2 separate regions of the Mus musculus genome follow, and region 2 is linked to region 1. The links are chromatin contacts, found by Hi-C or POLR2A ChIA-PET in ENCODE. All regions are on one chromosome and are shown on one strand. The core of a region is the stretch at or near the end of the contact, and the rest is flanking DNA. Distances in the headings are between cores, read along the strand shown. Region 1 has its middle 23 kb from the start of Gm34655. Region 2 has its middle 33 kb from the start of Trak1.

What was found. A loop is a pair of places that touch in the nucleus more often than their neighbours do. ChIA-PET counts read pairs that join two places held with the same protein, here RNA polymerase II (POLR2A).
Region 2: a loop to region 1 is called in a map of heart, with 3 times the contacts of the local background. The contact joins two enhancer-like sites. A Hi-C loop is called at or near these places in 8 of 37 maps with a recorded cell type or tissue (T-helper 2 cell, gastrocnemius, heart and 2 more). POLR2A ChIA-PET finds 5 or more read pairs at or near these places in 4 of 5 experiments (Patski and embryonic stem cell).

The regions. Positions count from the first base shown.
Region 1 is chr9:121,297,206-121,303,604 of GRCm38, reverse strand. It overlaps a transcript of Trak1 not described here. Among named protein-coding and RNA genes, the nearest start is that of Gm34655, 23 kb to the right of the region's middle. Within about 2 kb of position 2,489, at least 1 of the 3 ENCODE cell types and tissues checked has a DNase peak (open chromatin) inside an H3K27ac peak, as active enhancers do; it is heart, where a contact is called at or near this core.
Region 2 is chr9:121,330,990-121,337,388 of GRCm38, reverse strand. It overlaps a transcript of Trak1 not described here. Among named protein-coding and RNA genes, the nearest start is that of Trak1, 33 kb to the left of the region's middle. Within about 2 kb of position 3,153, at least 1 of the 3 ENCODE cell types and tissues checked has a DNase peak (open chromatin) inside an H3K27ac peak, as active enhancers do; it is heart, where a contact is called at or near this core.

The DNA of each region.
Region 1 (6,399 bases), core at 1,240-3,739:
GACAACTATGACCAAGATGCCCCCCGCCCTGGCCCCATTCTGAGAAATGAACCCTCTATGTTCCTGAGGTCTGCCTGTGCCACTACAACAGGGACCGAAATTTACACAGAAAACAGTGGAGGCTAAGTTCCCCCCATTAAGTACTACCCTCTTAAGCTGCTCCTCCTCAGGACACAACCGCCTCCTGCCACCGTGAAGCAGAGCTCTTAGCTTCTTGGCACAGATGAGGTCTCTCAGCTTGGACTTATCCCTGGGAAGACGGCTGACACTCCTGCAGCTTAGAAGACTCTGTCCCTACTCCCAGAGAAGTCTCCTGAGATCTTCAGACAAGCAAGTCTGGGACAGCTCCCACACCCCCACATAAACACCTCAGCCAAGTGAGGCCAAACTACATCTAGCATTAGAGAGACTTCTTCTCTTTGGCCACATCCCAAACCGGAAATAATTTCTTCAGGATAGAGGTGAGCCTGTATGAGGCCAACGGGCTGTACTGTTTTCTAAAAGCCGGTGCTGGAGAGATGGCTCAGCAGTTAAGAACAAATGTTGCTCTTACAGAAGACTAGGTCTAGCCAGGCAATGGTTGCACATGCCTTTAATCCCAGCACTTGGGAGGCAGAGGCAGGCGGATTTCTGAGTTTGAGGCCAGCCTGGTCTACAGAGTGAGTTCCAAGATAGTCAGGGCTACACAGAGAAACCCTGTCTCGAAAAACTGAAAAAAAAAAGAGGAGGAGGAGGAGGAGGAGGAGGAGGAGGAGGAGGAGGAGGAGGAGGAGGAGGAGACTAGGTCTCTCAGACCCCAGCATCCACATCAAATGGCCAAGACACTTCAGCTCTGGGGGGACTCTAACGCCCTCTTCTGACCACCTCAGGTACTGCATTCATGAGCAAGTTCACAGAGATAAACATACACACATAGCTTTTAAAACTAAATAAGACCCTGACCTCTCCCAGAATGTTCGATGGAGCAAATTGTCGGGTCCCACCACACATATTCTTGCTTAGAAAGAGCTGCCTAGCCGGGCGTGGTGGCTCACGCCTTTAATCCCAGCACTCGGGAGGCAGAGGCAGGCGGATTTCTGAGTTCAAGGCCAGCCTGGTCTACAGAGTGAGTTCCAGGACAGCCAGGGCTATACAGAGAAACCATGTCTCGAAAAACCAAAAAAAAGAAAAAAGAAAAAAGAAAGAGCTGCCTAAAAGGGCTCCCTTATTCCACCAACCAACCGGGAAAGTCAGAGTCTATAACACAGTGGCTCCTCCTGTGTAGACAGGCTCTTCAAATCCAAAGTCTGACTAATAGTGATATTACAGATATAAATCGCTTTGAAGCAACACAGTGAGTGTGGGATTCCCGTCAGCTCGTCCCCGTAAACCTGCCAGAGGATGGAGGCATATTTCAATCAACATGATCGGGTTATCTAGAACTAAAGTCCAGGAATCAAGGCTGAGAACAGTGACACTGAGGTACCGGGAAGAGTGGGTAAGGTGAGGGCACAAAGTTCAGAAGATACGGTCAAGTCGTACAGTTCTCACATTCGGGGCTATCTCCAACTGACTCTCTCTCTCTTTTTTTTTTTTAATGTTAGTGTATGGATGATGTGCATATGTGTGTTCACGTGGGTACATGCGTGTGCATATGGAGGCCAGATGACGACCTCAAGGGTCATTCCTTAGAAACTGTCTGCCTCGCGTCTTGACACAAGGGTCTCTCACTAGTGTGGAGCTCAACAACTGAGCTGAACTGATTGGCCAGAGAGCCCCAGGGATCCATTTATCTATCCTGCCTCAGTGCCAGAATGACCCAGGTGACCCAAAATGACCCAGATGACCCAGAATGATCATCTGAGGCCACCACGCGTGGATGAAGCACGAGTCGCACTTTACTGATCTCAGCCATCTACTCATCCCTGATTCTTAAGAAAGACGAGAAGGAGAAGGAGAGAGAAGATGAGAGGAAGCAGAGAGACAGAGAGAAGCCAAGACTGAGCAGGGGGAAAGGTTGGTTTACAGTCTCCCGGACACACGCAGCACGGTCTAACTCGGCAATCCAGGTCATTTATATTGTGGTGGCTACTCTGACATCCCTAGTTATTCACAGTGTCCACTTCCGGCTTGGCACAACACTCTCTCTGGTGAACTCTCTTCTGCTCTTGAATGTCCTGATGCGCCAGACATCTAGAGCCCGAGGACGGCCTGGAAATGAGCCGCCTCTGGGCCTCTCAGGCTGGGAGTGTGCATGCATCACTCTCCAGGGTCAACGTAGGAAGGAAGACTGACACACAGGAGGCTAAGAATCCCATCCCTGACGGGGAGGTGAGTGGGGAAGGGCAAGCATGGTGGGAGATGGGGACCCCGAGAGGCCACGTTTTCAACCGTAAGCACAAAACAGGGAAGGAACCGGATGAAGTGGGACACAGAGCCCACCCCTAGTGACACATTTCCTCCTGCAAGGCCTCACTGAGTAAACTTCCCCAAACAGCACCACCACCTGGGAACCAGTGTGCAAATGCCTGAGCCTCCAGGGCACAGCTTTCAGGTGTTGGGGAAGGCAGGATGCATTTTCTGTAAGCCCTTCTCAATTCAGATGTTAAAGTACCTTTACTTCAAAGCAAGAAGAGTCCTGGCTGGGTGCAGTGGCTCTGGCCTGTGGTCCCTGCAGCGGGGAGGCTGAGGCTGGAGCACCTTGAGTCCAGGAGTGACAACTAGCTTAGAGCAACATAATGACATTCTCAAATAGCAAGCAGGACAAATCCACACAGTGTGCTGGCATATGCCTGTATCCCAGCCCTTGGGAGGTGGAGGCAGAGGGATTAGGAGTTCAAGATTAACCTTGGCTCCATAGCAAGTCTGCTGTCAGCCTGGACTGCACAAGACCCTCCCTACCCCTCAGACCCACCAAAAAAAAAAAAAAAAAAAAAAAAAAAAAAAAAAAAAACCCTGAATTCTATTTTCTGGTCTTCATCACAGTAATCATTAACTCAGAAAAGCATCAGAGGCCACGGCTAAGCTCCCAGACCCTCTGCCAACTTCTTGAGCCTTGAAGGCCACAGGAATGAATTAGAAGCATCAAGATAAGCCACTTTGCAGTGTGACACTGTTTATAGCCAGCAGCCACCTGAGAAGCCACTGCCCCCAGCAGTCAGAAAGCTGCACCTTGTAAAGTTCTTAGAACGATGAGGCCTTTGGAACAGGTGGCCTGGGAGCTTTCCGGCTGGCCCAAAGCCTGGACAAGGATTCTGAGATGCCCACACACCATCTCACCTGGTCTCTGGTGCACTAGCCGCAGCGCTCTAAGTAAGCAAGCTTCCCCATCAGCGGTGCCACACAGCCATTCAGAGAAAGCAAAGTCCGGCCTAGACCTTCAGATAAACGTGCTGGCGCTCACGTACACCACATGCTTAGACGGACCTTTTCAAGACTGAAAGCGACCCCCACTTGGATACCCACCCCCCAAGAGGGCAAGCTGGATCGAGGATCATTGTTCAGAAAGAAAGAAGACAGAGGCGGAGCCAGGACACTCATTCATCCCACCCGGCAGACTTAACCCCAGACGGCAAAGTGAAGTTGACGATCCCTGCGGCCCTTCCCGTGGAGACGGGTCTTCTAATATCTCTGAAAAAGAGCATCCTTTGTCCCTCCGTTTTCAAACACATGGGGCATAGGCTCAGCCTGGAGACGCCGGCCACTGCAATGTCCTCGAGTTTGTCAAGCTTGTAGGGCAGAGACCAAAAGTGCTTCAAAGGCCTGTGTGTGGAGGGCTCCATCTGGGGAGCCCTCAAGAAGGTGAGAGGGAAGACTCACCACTCTGTGGAGTTGACCTCTGACCTCTAGACATTGTCATACACACGGTAATAAGAGAAAACGAAAAAGGTCTGATTGTGTGTCTACAACCTATAGTGAGTTTAAAAGAGTGCCTCACCATCCAAGCCTCCCTTACGGAACCTGCCCGCTCACCCACTGTCTTATCAGATGCCTGGAGTAACTCAACAATTAGGCCTTTATAAAGTGCCCAAGCCTAGAGGAGCAGGAGGCCTGCTCTGCACCTGGGAGCTGGAGGTCAAGGTCGGGGAGCGCAGGTGGCTTGTGCCAGAACCATCCAGCAACGAAGAGGATGCCGGGTGTGCAAGACCAGAGGCAGCCTCAGACTGGTGAGAAAGAAGTCTTCATTCAACGGCTCACCGACAAACAGAGGCAGCCATTTGGAAACTGAAAGTTTGAAACCCCTTTCACTGTGAATCATGAGCCATGTCACTGTCAAAACCTGACTTGACACAGACTATAAACCTATAAAAGTTATCATTACCATAATATGTCTTAATTATTCCCACCAGGACTTTTCAAAAGTTACAACACTACAAGCTCAGTCAGACCTGAGAGCCCTCCATTGACCTATAAACTTTCATAGCAAACAAACTAACAAACAAAACCACTAACTCTGTATTCCTTCCATTGGTCCAGTTGAGTTTGAGGGACCAGGATACATGGGACAGGCAGGTAAGACTGGCTAAGGTAGGGGCAAGGTCACACAGTCTGCAGAGGCTGTGAATCTCATCTTTTCCACTCCAAGACCAGCGTCCTTACCTCAGGAGGGTGGAGCTCAGCTCTGCGCAGGAAATCAGACCCCAACCGTCCCAGGGGCATCAAACAGGAAATGGACCTGGTGCCTTGCCAAGCGGCCAACGGCAACCCAGCCCTTGGCAAACCCTTGGCAAACCTGCTATGCCTCCACCTGAGCGTTGAAAGTCAGTTTAGCATCCCCCTGGGCCCAGCTCTGATCTGCAGCTGTTTCTCCACTTGGCCTGGGCTTCTCTGTGAGCAAGCTGGAGTCAGAGGTCACAGAGGCTGCAGCCTTTAGTGAGAGACCAAAGGGGAAGGCAGCTGTCTGTCGCCCAGGTCCACCTCCACCTGTCATCTCCACCCCAACAGGGAGACCGCCCCACTGCACCCATGCGCGCGCGGGCTCACACACAAACACATACACACATACACAGGGGCGCTGGAGGCTGCTCAGAGCTCAAGCTGCCCTCCTCCCTCTTGACCGTTCTGGTAGTTAGAAATTGGAAAGGACCCTGTGCCTAGTCTGTTTCCTTATGGCTTCCTTCCACCTTCCCAAGACTAGAAAACCATGCAGGAAAAGAACATGTATCCTGGCTACCCTCTACAGACAGTACGGTCAACCTTACACAGAGTTTCAAAGTTTGCGAAGCAAATCGGGAAACAACAAGAAAAAACCCCCAGAGGCCTCAGCATCCATTCTTCTGCTCAAAGTGGGCAGTAAAAAGTCTGTCTGAGCAAGCACAGGCAACTGCTTCTAAGGCTGAGGCTTTGCTGGGGGAGCGCCAGGGAACTTAAAAAAATCTTCCCTTAACAAAACCGAAAATTTTGTTTGTCCTGACATTTGCTTTTTACCCTCAAGAGGCTGACCTTGGAGACGACACAGAATTGTACAACAGAAGTAAAAGAAGTGACCCAAAGTGAACTCCTTCACTCTCAAGGATAGAAAGGGGGGGTCCCTAGGCGCACGACGTCATTTACATGAAGTTCGGGCGGCGAGTGGGAATGTGGGTGCTGCGCGCGCTCCGGCCCCGGGCTCTCTGAAGGTCGCCAGACTGTCACCGAGGCTGCCGGGGCCCAGAACTGGAGTACATGCGGCGCGGCGGGACACGGTGCCCTTAGGGCACCTTTCCGGGTGTCCCGGATCCTGCAGGTGCCACCGGGGAGCAGCTGAGCCGGGGGCCCTCCCCAGCCGCAGGCCCGGAGCTCGAGCGACTTACCCGCAGGAGGCGCGGGGGCGGCGGGCGCGGTCCCGGGGCCGGTGTCGCTGCTCCGATTCGTTGTCGGCCCGGCCCCGGCCGCCAGTGGCTCACGTTCCCGGGACTGCGAGGCTCAGCGTAGGCGGGTGCCCGGCGATCCGGGATGCTCCGGGGCTCTTCACGCGCGTGTCACGGGCCGGGGGCGCGCGGGGGCGGGGGCCGAGTGGGCCCCGGGGTGGCGAGTGGGGGCGCGGCCGGGGACAGGGACGGGGCCGGGGATCGTGTCGCGGGCGCCGCAGCGCGGCCTCTCGCCATGGCTCCGCGCGGCCCAGCCTCGCGCCTCCCCTCGCGCTGCCGTCACCGCCCGACGCGCGCCGGGCCCTCCCCGTCCGTCCCCGCCCCGCCCCGCCCTCCTCGCCCGGCCGCCACCTGCGCGACAGTCCTCGAGCGCTACCGTCCTCGGTCCCCGCAGCGAGAGGCTCCGAGACCCCCAAAGCTCTGACCCACTTGGCACCCCGGAGCGTGCGCCGGGACCGCTCGCTGGGGCGGCTTGGGGACCCCACTGCCAGCGCTGTGGTCTTGGGGTATCAACCCCGGAGTCAAGCACAGAGTTAACGACGCAGGAGGGGGCCATGGACCAGCCATGAGG
Region 2 (6,399 bases), core at 1,904-4,403, 33 kb before region 1:
TGAAAGGCAGCCTGGTTCCTGGTCGAGCACAGGCTTGAAATCCCGGTGACCCTGTAGGGATGGTACTAGGACGCACTCCAGGACACTAGGCTCCTAACATGAGGCCGCAGCCCTCCATAGATTGGTGTCCTTCAGTCACATAAGGGCAATGCCCCAAGCCCCTCCACAGGTAGAAGATGTGACTGACTTGTGGTCACACAGCCTCAAGACAGATCTCCATTTTAGTGAGGTACCTAAAGGCCTGGAGCCAATAAACTCCCCTTCCCAGACACTCCTCCCTGCAAAAGGTATTTAACCTCAGGCCCGCCCTGAGAAGTACGGTATGGTTTTCAGTCATCCACTTTCCACCATTGACAATGAATGTCTTAAAACCATGGACACTCTTTTTCATCAGGATCCACCATGGGGAGCAATGGAACAGGCCTTTGCCTAAAGAGCCGGCTGCCTAATCTCCCACAGAAGGTTTCTCAGTGCTCCCAGCCTCCGTCCCCACCAAGCCAAGCCAAACAAGCCAAGGGCTCTCTCCTCCCCGCAGGACCTAGCAAGGAGTTCTCCCCTCTTTTCCCCTTCAGCTCCAGGCTAGATCCAGCCCCTGGGACCCCACTCCGTTCTCAGCTCTTCTGTGGCTCCCAGTGGTGCTTGGATATCCAAGAGCCTGAGAACCAGACAGCCCAGTCCTCCACACAGGCCCGGAGATCCCCTAGCCAGCTCCGGCTGTCCCCTGGACTGCGCTCCCCCACCCCCAAAAGGGGTGTCCTGAAGCTTCCCATAGCCTGACACCCGCCCGGCGCCAGCGTGGGGTAAGCACAATCAAAACTCCTGTGTCCCACCTCCACCCATGTCCCGAGCCCTGTGGCGGAGTGGATGTGGGACACCCCATAACCCGACATCAGGATCACAGGCACTAGGATACCTCATCTGGTTTATATGGAACTGTTGACCCGGGGCCTCATGCGTGCCAGGCAGGTGCTCTACCAACTGAGCTGCATGCCTAACTCAAGAATCTGACAGTCTCTTGAGGTGGTGCTGAGGATCCTGGGACCACACAGAGAAGGCTGAAACAGTCAGCCCTCACCCAAATTCCAACACAGGTTGGACACCACACCCCTAATGCACCCCACTTCCCAGAGGGGTCTGCTATTATTTTTACACATCTTTGACTCCTTGTGTGCTTGGACTACACTGATGTTCCTTGTGGCTTCCGGAGGCTCTAATACCAATCTCCTCAAGCCAGGGCTGCTCTAAGTATCATATTGCAAAGGCACAAGGTGGCTGTAATCACAGAACAGGGTTAGAAAGGGGAGACGTTTAATAAGAAAACAGTCTCAGCTACACATACTTGGACAGCCACATGGGCTGTGTTCTGAAAGCAGAATGAAGCGCCCAGACCCCTCGTCTTTTGTGCTCCCATTTCTCAGGTCAACCTACACCTTTCATCCTTTCTCGAAACAGCAGCGGCCGAGGGTGTCCTCCTCTAAAGGATCGTCCAGCTCATGAACCCTTGACCTTGGCACAGCCCCAAGGCCAAGGCCTTCTTAGTAGAAGGTGAGACAGACAGGATCCCCAGGGCCGGCTGCCTTCCCCAATGCATTGTCAAAGGAAACAATAAGTAAAGACACACACCCTGGCTTTCACAAAGACCAATGCAGCAAGGCCAGGGAAAGCCTTTGGCAAAACAGAGCTAGGATGGGTGGGGAGAGTTGCCTGGGGCCTAAGGCCTGGGGCTCACGTGGCCAAGTCATACAAGGTAAAGGGCGGTAGCTGTCATGAACCCAGCTAAGTTAACTTCCTTAGCTCTTCTGTGTGTGTGTATGTGTGTGTGTGTGTGTGTGTGTGTGTGAGAGAGAGAGAGACAGACAGACAGACAGACAGAGAATATGTGTGTGTGTGTGTGTGTGTGTGTATGTATATGTATATAAATAGAGAGGGGAGTGGGGGAGGAACAAAAGGGGGAGGGGGACAGAGAGGGTGGAGGAAGGAGAGAAAGGGAGCGGGGAGAGAGAAAGAGGGAGAGAGGGAGAAATAGAGAGAATGTGTGTATATACATATATATGTAAATATAGACAGGAGAGAGGGGAATGGGGGAGGGAGAGAAGGGGGAAGGGGCAGAGAGGGTGGGGGAGGGAGAGGAAGGGGGTAGGGAAGAAAGAGGGAGAGCGGGGGGGGGGGGGGGGGGGGGAATATTGCACAGGCATGGGGACTTCAGAACCACAGCACCTCGGAGGAAAAAGGTTAGGCACAGAAGTGCAAACCTGCAGCCCCAACGCTATGAAGACGGAGGTGGGCAGATCCCAGGGCCTCTACAAAGTTACAAAGTTACTGAGTTCCACGTTCAGGTGGAGGGCAGAACAATAAGAAAGACACCTGGCATTGATCTCTGACTGGCTGTCCCCTGCACCTGTGAGCATGTGTATACACACTCTCATGCAGAGAGAGAGACAGAGAAAGATAAGAGACAGACAGACAAATACACAAGCCAGCCAAGTGGTCCCTCATCGTCCCTTAACTCTCAGGAGACCTTGAGAGAGAGAAGCGTTTAAAGAGTTAAAGCCTGTAAGAGAGGACAAAACCTTTGATTAATTTGGAAGCATGCAAAGCCACTAAGGAGACAAAGCCTGAGGCTGCCTGGGAGGAGCGAGAAAGTTGAGAACCCGTGGGACTGCACTATGGAGATGCTGAGAACTGGTCTGCGGTCTACAGGAAGGAGGACTGTGCCCCCATTCCAGCTCCTCATCGCTTCCACAAACACCCACCCGGGCAGTGGTCCAGCAGAGACTGGAGATGAATCTGAAATGGAGTCTGTGGGCTCTGCAGTGGCACAGACACAAAAGAAGGCAAGGGGGCTGGGGAGAGGACTGGTGGACAGGACACGGGGCTTGAGGAAGGTACTGGAAGGGGTGGAGCTGAGGGGCTGGATCCCCAGCACTGAAAAAATACAATTAAAGAGTAAAATAAGTAAAAGGGCAGGTCTGACAATATACTATAGACAGGGTTACATGTAAATCTATACACTTAACATGTGAGACCAGGTCGTCTCTCCCTACACACCCGCACACACCCTCCCTTGCTCAAATCAAATGACAGGATACAGGCAGCATCCTTCAAGGGAACCCAACAGCCCAAGACAAAGGAACTACCAGCCACTGACTCCCAGAATCCCCAGTGAAAACCTGTCCAGTACCCTGTCACTTAAGGTCCAGCCTGCAGCCACCCATGCTGTTCCCACAGCCTCCAACAGCCCCCTGGGAAGAGGCCTATCAGACATGAGAGGAAAACCTCCCCTCCAGATTCTAGACACGGAGACAATGGAATGGCAGAACTGAAGAATCAGGGACAATACGGGCAACAGAAAAGAGCTTCAAAGAAGGAGACTGTAACAGGAAAACCCAGCTGAACACTATTCCCAAATAGAAGAAGAGAAGGATTAGGAAGATGCGACAGAGCTTGTAGAAACTCACAGTTTGAAGGTCTGGAGATCCCCAGCAACCACATAGAAAGGCCAGTGGTGGCTTTGTGTGCCTGTTACCTCACACTGAGGGACAGAGAAAGGTGGATCCAGGCAGTCACCTAGCCAGGCAGTGAGTTTCTAGATCAGTGAGAGCCTGCCATGGGCCAGTGAGTGACAGAAGACATCTTTCTCCCCAGTGCTGGACTTCGGGTGGCACTGGGTGTGGGGCACAGGCCTCATGCATGCCGGGCAAGCATCAGCCAACTGGTTTATCCCTCCAGCCCCTGCCAAAGCAAGTCTTACCGAGTCTACCATTTTACCTTCTGGGACGGACTACACAGTTGGCTTTTATGAGCACAATTATCTCTGAAGCACCTGAAGATAATTCCGATATAACACTTTTCAAACGGTTTTGCTTTGTTGAAAGAATGACCTAATATTTGGCTGCAGTTAACGAATGTATCTGACTCTGAAGTATTGTTATCCTGGGTTATGTGTGTGTACATGGGCGCACGTGCGCGCGCACACACACACACACACACACACACACACACACACACACACACACATTGAACTTCTACTATCTGTTTTAAGGTCCAAGCTCTGAGCAAGCTCAGGTCCAGGCACTAGGATTTCTCTCCGGGCCATGGGAGCTGGATGATTTTATCTGTGATCCATTCAAAACTAGTTCTAGCTAGGTCTGCTGACACACACCTAATCTCACAAGGCTAAATTCATGACAAACCTGGGCTACATGTCTCAAGACAACAACCAGCGGGGCAGTGGTGGCACACGCCTATAATCCTAGCGCTTGGGAGGCAGAGGCAGGTGGATTTCTGAGTTCGAGGCCAGCCTGGTCTACAGAGTGAGTTCCAGGACAGCCAGGGCTACACAGAGAAACCCTGTCTCGAAAAACCAAACCAAAACAAAACAAAAAACAAACAACAACCAAAAATAATAGGAGGACTTTCAGCCAGGTATAGGGTTACACTGTAGTGTAGCACTCAAGAGGCTGAGGTAGGAGAACTGTTGCTAGTGTGAGGCCAGCCTAGGCTAAGTAGTAGATAGGCCAACCACAGCTACATAGGGCAAAAATAAAGTAACTGTAATAATTTTTAAAAGTAAAAGTTGTCTTCCTACCAAGCAAAAGGCATTTATTTGAAAATGGTAGGGGAGGCTCTCTGTAACACACCAACCACTCTCAACAGGCAGAACAGCTGTGTTCTTTGAAACAGTGGCTCCCTGTTGCCCTAAGCCAAATGCTATAGACAAACTGCCTGTATCATGAAAATAGGAGTTCCTGTACTTTCCACCAAAAAGACAAAAACCAAAACCTGGAGTCTGGTCAAGAGAAAGGCACAGACAGGAGCCAAATCGCATCCATTAGGAGCTGTGAGGTCTGTTAAGGGAACTGAGTGAGAGGGGTGTGTGTGTGTGTGTGTGTGTGTGTGTGTGTGTGTGCAGAACAGGGGTCATAGCAAGGACAAAGGGCTCCCAAGACAGGGGGAAAGAGAGGGGACTAGAGGAGAAAAGGAGAAACAGGAGGCGGTGTGTGGAGAAACAAGAGGGAGGGACCAGAGGAAAAGAAGTGGGGGTGAGAGAGACGGGGCAGGGGAAGGGAGGAATGGGGGAGGGGAGAGCGACAAGCTGGGCAGACAGCTGCATGCCTGCCAGAGTTGCTAAGCTGCGGTCTGCTGTCCACAACAACCGCACTTTCTCCAGGAGCAGGCTGAAGTTTTAATCCTTCCCCAAGGGAAGTGAGAGAGAGAGAGCTCTCAAAGCCCAAGGTCCAGCTTGAATGACACAGAGGGGGTTTCCTATTGGATTTAAAAGTCTGACCGCTGCAGAGTATGGTAACATGAAGCCAAGCCCAGACAGGGGGACAGACAGCCCACTGAGCCAACTACAGTTAGAGCTGTACCCTGGCTTGATCCCCAACACTAACAAGGCCGTGTGTGTGTGTGTGTGTGTGTGTGTGTGTGTGTGTGTGTCTGTCTGTCTGTCTGTCTAACTGTCTTCCTTTGGAAGGAACATATTTTGGAAGGCCAGGTTCAGAAACAATATTTCAAAAACAAGCAATCGAGAAACAACTCAAAAGCATCATTAATAAAATTAAAACAACACAAGTGTATGACCATCTCAGTGATAAAGCAGTTGACAAAATTCAACACCAGAATCAGAAAGCCACATTTTCCCACCCTTAACGGGACTTCTGCAACATCACAGCTGACAGAACATCTGCTCCTAAGATCAGGAACAAGACAAGGCTGTCTGCACTCGCCCAAGCCACTCAGCATCCAACCATGGTTCCTGCCATAATCTAGTAGTGACGTAAAAGGAAAAAAAGACGCTCAGACTGTAAAGATAAGGACTAGATCCACACAGAAAAGCCATGGTGCAGTGCATGCTGGTCATGGCAGTGTTCAGGAAGCAGGGACGGGGAGGTTGCAAGTCAGGTCAGTCAAGATGAGCAGGGGCTACTTAGAAACCCTGTCTCAAAAGTCCACGGCTATGCTAGGCATGGAGGCACACACATTTTAATCCCAATGTTCAGGAGTCAGAGGCAGGTGGATCTCTGTGAATTCCAGGCCATCCAGAGATACACAGTGAGCCCGGGTCTCAAAAATTAAGTAAAGAAGCCGGGCAGTTGTAGCACATGCCTTTAATCTCAACACTTGAGAGGCAGAGGTGGGTGGATTTCTGAGTTCGAAACCAGCCTGGTCTACAGAGTGAGTTCCAGGTCAGCCAGGGCTATACAGAGAAACCCTGTCTCGGAAAAAAAAAAAAAGAAAAAGAAAAAGAAAAAGAAAAAAGAAAAAAGCACTGGTCTATTAGCTCTTCCAGAGGACCTGGGTTCGATTCCCAGAATCCACATGGTAACTGAAAGCTATCTGTAACTCCAGTTCCAGGTGGCTGACCTCCCTCTTTTGGGTGCAATGGGCCCTGTATGC